Regions from separate parts of the Homo sapiens genome. Here region 2 is linked to region 1. Evidence: chromatin loops called from intact Hi-C (ENCODE). Cell type or tissue: dorsolateral prefrontal cortex. All regions are shown on one strand.

The links. A loop is a pair of places that touch in the nucleus more often than their neighbours do. Peaks named below come from ENCODE experiments on the same cell type or tissue, not always from the same donor. Only the 100,000 strongest peaks of a DNase experiment are listed, where the experiment ranks them.
Region 2: it touches region 1 in a loop (2.8-fold over the local background); 7 of 110 quality-filtered maps call a loop at or near these places.

The regions. Positions count from the first base shown.
Region 1 is chr10:71,283,867-71,286,366 of GRCh38, reverse strand. It overlaps UNC5B (unc-5 netrin receptor B), which reads right to left. Exons shown (of 17, transcript NM_170744.5): 3 at 1,504-1,647; 4 at 938-1,041. Among named protein-coding and RNA genes, the nearest start is that of SLC29A3, 34 kb to the left of the region's middle. RefSeq lists enhancers at 398-897, 894-963, 898-1,399. In dorsolateral prefrontal cortex, CTCF peaks have their summits at 905 and 1,104 (motif pointing right); a DNase peak (open chromatin) is centred at 1,116; H3K27ac peaks cover 457 bases.
Region 2 is chr10:70,548,496-70,550,995 of GRCh38, reverse strand. The region is part of intron 18 of PALD1 (phosphatase domain containing paladin 1); the gene reads right to left. Among named protein-coding and RNA genes, the nearest start is that of PRF1, 53 kb to the left of the region's middle. In dorsolateral prefrontal cortex, CTCF peaks have their summits at 747 and 954 (motif pointing left); a DNase peak (open chromatin) is centred at 955.

The DNA of each region.
Region 1 (2,500 bases):
GTTGAGTTAAACTAACTAAATAGGTGCTAGCCAGGAGTATCTGTCTTCATCATTAACTCCTCCCAGCTCTGCTAGCCAGGAAGAAAAGCCTGGGAGGTGATACGAAGAAGGTCCCCGGGTCTGGCAGACCTGGGTCCAAACCCCAGCTCTGCCACTCACCAGCTGCCTCACCCTAGGTGGCCACTGGGCCCCTCCCAGCCCTGCTTCCTTGCTGTGGGATGGAATGGTAACATCCACTTTGCAGGGTTGTTGCAGAGACCAGCGTGCTAAGTGCCTAGCATATATGGGCCAGGGGTATTTGTCTGAGCCCACTACGCAGAGGAGGGTTTGGGCTGGGAGAGGCTGAATGATGAGTGCATGGTTTTGGGATCAGAGAGGGCTGATCCCAGGCTGGAAGTCAGGGTCCTGACTGCCCCAGCCGTCCACTCTGCTGGGCAAAGCTGAGATGCAGCTCTAATCCCTGGACCACCAGTGCAGGGAGTATGTCTGGAACATAGGTAAGGATGGCGAGAGAGGACAGCAATCCAAAGACTGTGGTTTCAGGAAGGGGTGATCAGCTCGTGGGGGAGAACACACTCACACACACGCATGATGGGATCCTTTCGCATCCAGAAAGCTGGGGCCTTGGGTTCTGGGTGGGGCAGGAGATAGAGACTGAGCTGGAGGTCTACCTAAGGAGCCCCTGAGTTCTGGGGATTTCTGCCTTAGCCACCCCATCCCGTGGGGTTATGCCTGTGGCAGACCCAGCTGGGATCTGGCATTGCTGCGTTCGACAGAGGTAACAGTTCTCTTCTCTGTGCTAAGCCTCGATCTCATCTGCGAAAGGGGCAGGGCTCTGGGAGACTAGCACCATGGCTGGTGGTAAATACCATGCCTGCCTGGCTTCTGCAGGCATGGCCACAGGGCCGTGCTCAGTGGTCCCTACGTCCCCGCTCACCTCGGCCACAGGCACCCCCTCCGGCGGGCGGCACTGCAGGAGAACCTCATGGTCCAGGGGCACCTCCTTGCCCAGAGGCTCCTGATCGAAGTTCTTGCGCAGGTCTGGGAGAAGCGAGAGGGTCCCAAGGCAGTCAGGTGCGGGCAGGATCAGAACCTGATGTGCTACACTGTAGCCACTGGGTGGCAGTGCAGACCCAGGGTACTGTTGATGGGCCCACCTGGCCTTTGCCTGGGAAATTTCCTCTTCTCCAAAGGAGGGGTCTCACTAGGCAGACTTGGGGGAACAGGGTTCCCTCCCTGACTCTGGGATCCTAAGCATATAGTGGCTCAGGATGGGGGAGGAAGCTGCCAGCTTCTTTTATACAGAAGTAGATGAAAAGAGGCCTAGGTTCTGGGTCTAGGAGCCCTCTCTGAGCTGGCATCCATGTGCTGGGATGTCTCTGCCGTGGGCATCCTCAGCCAGGGATGCTGGAGGAGGCCCCACAGATGTGAAGTTCCCTCTCCAGCATCCTCAGGGATGGGGAAGGTTCCTGCAGGGACAGGGTGGGGGTCAGGGTGGCGTACAGGCGATGCGGACGTAGGCTCGGCGACTCTTGGTGGTGCCCGCGGAGCTCCAGGCCACGCACTGGCACCAGTAATCCTCCAGCCCAAAGAGCTCCTCCACCTGCTGCCGCGACACCTCGATCTGCACCTCGCGCACCCGCAGGCCTGGGAGGAGAAGAGAGAGCCGTCAGGGGGCAGGGGCAAAGCAAGGATGTGAGGCACAGGACACCCCCGGCCTTCCACCTCGGATCCTGCTGGCACTCTTGCCCAAGTGCCTTTCCCTCCATTCCTCTTGTCTCCTGTCTCCACCCTGGCTCAAGCTTCATGGCCACTCACCTGCACATTGCAGTGGCTAACACAAGCCCTCTGCCCCACCAATGCATCTTCTACCTGGCAGCTAGTGTCATCTCCAAAATGCACAAGTGGTGTGTCATTCCCCCCGTTATGAGACCCTTCATGCGGGGTCTCAGTGGCCTGCAGGCGGGTAGGGTCATCCCCAGGAGTGGCTCTGAGCTGCACTGTGCATCCACCATCCCCATCCCACTGCAGCCTCACCGGGTGTCTTCCAGGCCCTCATGTTCCCTGGCTCTGCAGCCACGGGGCCCTTGCACATCAGTCCCCTGCCTGGAATCTTCTGTCTCCTCTGGGCCTGGTGGCCTCCCAGTCCCTGCCAGATTTCGGATCAGCCTCACTTCCCGAGGAAAGCCCCCTCCACCCTGCGCCTCCCCGACAGCTCTCCCAGCACTGCTCGGCACTCCCACCACTGTGCCCGGAAGTTCGTCTATGCAGCAGTCACTCCCCTACCCAGCTTCGTCTCCTCCCAGCACCCACCATTAGCTGGACTCAGATTATTTATGGACGCATTCATGTGTTAAATGTCTGTCTCCTGCAGGAGAACAAGATGGGGCTTTGTCCTGCTTGCTGCTGTGGCCCAGGGCTTGGCACAGAAAGGGGGCTCAGCACGTGCAGAGGTGGGATGCCTGCTCTCCCTGGTCACTACTCAGGCCCTGTGGGCCTG
Region 2 (2,500 bases), 740 kb after region 1:
TCCACTCCTAGGTATATAACCAAGAGAAATGAAAACATACGTTCACACAAAAACTTGTACATGAATTTTCACAGCAACATTATTCATAATAGCCAAAAAGTTCTACAACAAACCAAATGTCCATCAGCTGATAAACAGACAGACATAATGGGATATGTCTATACAATGGAATATTATTCAGCCATACAAATGCAGTAATAATACATGCTACAACACGGATAAACCTTCAAACATTATGCTAAGTGAAAGAAGCCAGACACAAAGGACCACATGGTGTATGATTCCACTTATACGAAATGGCCAGACCATGCAAATCCACAGAGGCAGAAAGATCAGTGGCTGCCAGATGGTGGGGGAGGGGAAGCGATTGCTAGCGGGTGTGAGGTTTCTTTTTAGGGTGATGAAAAATGTTCTAAACTTGATGTGGTGCTGGATGCACAACTCTATGAATGTACTAAAAACCAGGGACTCGTGCACCATAAATAAGTGAATTGCATGGCACATGAATTGTATACATCGTGAATTGTATACATCCCCTAGTGTGGTCCCCGCCAGCATCAGTATCATCTGGGAGTGTGTTAGACCTCCAGACCTACAGAATCAGAAGCTCCAGAGTGGGGCCCAGCAGCCTGCATTTTAACAAGTCTAACATGTGATTCTGAAGCCCACTAAAGCTGGGGGCCGCTGCTTAGAATATGTGGCTCTCAGCCTTGGCTGTGTGTTGGAATCACCTGGGAGACTTCAAAAACAAGACCCGTGCCCTGGCCAAGACACCCCTACCAACTAAATCAGACTCTCTAGGGATGGAGCTCTGCCACAGCATGGTTTAAAGCTCTCAGATCTCTTGGACATGTGGGGTGCAAGCCCCTGAACTAGAGGGTGTCTCCTCTCAGTCCCTCTGCTCTTCAGTGCCTCTAAGAATTTGGCCAGGTAGGTCACTGGCACCACCTGGTGGCCATATCCCAGAATGACTCTACATCTTGCCTCTGGGCCCTCCAAGGGGCCTTGGGGCTCAGGGATCTGTGTCCTCCCACTGCAGAGGTCACGACCAACCTGGCCTTTGGAAAGGGGGTGGGTGACCTGGTGGGAGCGGGTAAGAATCCTAGCTGGCTCTGCTTCCTCTCTCATTAAAAAACACTTCACATCCAGAAGGCAGCCAGAGTGACCACCTCTAACAGCCCCAGCCACCTTCCTTCTCCAATGCCAACAGAGTCAAGCAGTCACCTCTAGCAGCCCCAACTACCCTTCCCTCTCCAATGTCCAGGGAGGAGTGCCAACTCACCCATACCAACTCATCTCCAATAACTTCTGTGTCATCAGATGCGGGCACCGAACCACCTTTGCTGCCTCTAAACTCGTTTTGCACCTTTCGGCCCCCTGGCCTTTGCCATGCATCCCCTCCCACCTGATGCGCCTTCCCAGGCTGTCTCTGAGGACACTGCTCCAGGCCAGCTCTGGGGGAGCCCTCCTGTCTCCCCACGGCTCAGGCCCTGTCACGCTCCCTGCTCCGCCCTCTGGGTGCCTCGCAGTGGACATCGAGGGCTGCAGAGCTCAGAGGAAGGGGGGCCTATCAGCTTCAGGAGTCAGGGAGGTAGGGGCTCTCTAACAGAGCCTGGCCAGCATGGGATGGAAGGTCTAAGATGCTCTGAAGCAGGCATCCTTTTTCAACTATTGGGCCTCCAGCTTCCAGACTGAACTGGAAGCTTCCATTCTCAGCCCTCTCAGCATCCTCTGAAAGTGGGAGGAACTTAGCTTCTTAGCTCATTGCTGCCAAAAGACCATTGTGAGTGGGACCCAAAGGTAACTCAAAAGGAGACTCAGGACCCAATCTAACTGTGGCCCTGAAGAAAACAGTTCTTCCTAAATTCACCAAAGTCCGTCTTCTGAAACTCCTTAACCACCTTCCCCTCCCCACATTTAACAGACCTTTTTTTTTTTTTTTTTTTTTTGGTAGAGACAAGGTCTTGCTATGTTGCCCAGGGAGGTCTCAAACTCCTAGCCTCAAGTGATCCTCCTGCCTGAGTCTCCCAAAGTGCTGGGATTACAGGTGTGAGCCACTCTTCCCCTGGCCTGGCAGCCTCTTTATCTCTCCAAACTCCCCTCCCAAATGACCTCTGATCTTAGACCCAGATTGACCCCAGATGCCTTGCCCTGCCTTCCAGCTAGGCATCCACCCTTTGCCCCAATCAGGGCCTGATCCATGACCCTGAGCAAAAGCTGGGCCCAATCAGTCATTTCCCCAATGTGTGCACAGCTACAGCCGAGCATAGGGCTGGCTTGGGGCAGGCCCCCTCTGCAGGGGCCACAGGCAAGAGCTGTTTCTGAGAATTGCTGGCCAGCAGTGGGGAACACATGGCTGGTACATATAGCCCTCTCTCAGCACCATGGAATCCTCACCCCCTACCCACCGGCTCCCACCACTGCCCCTCCCACTCAGCACCGGCCTCTGTTCCAGAAGCCAATCAGATTCAATGGGCCAGAGAGGAACAGAAGTGAATAC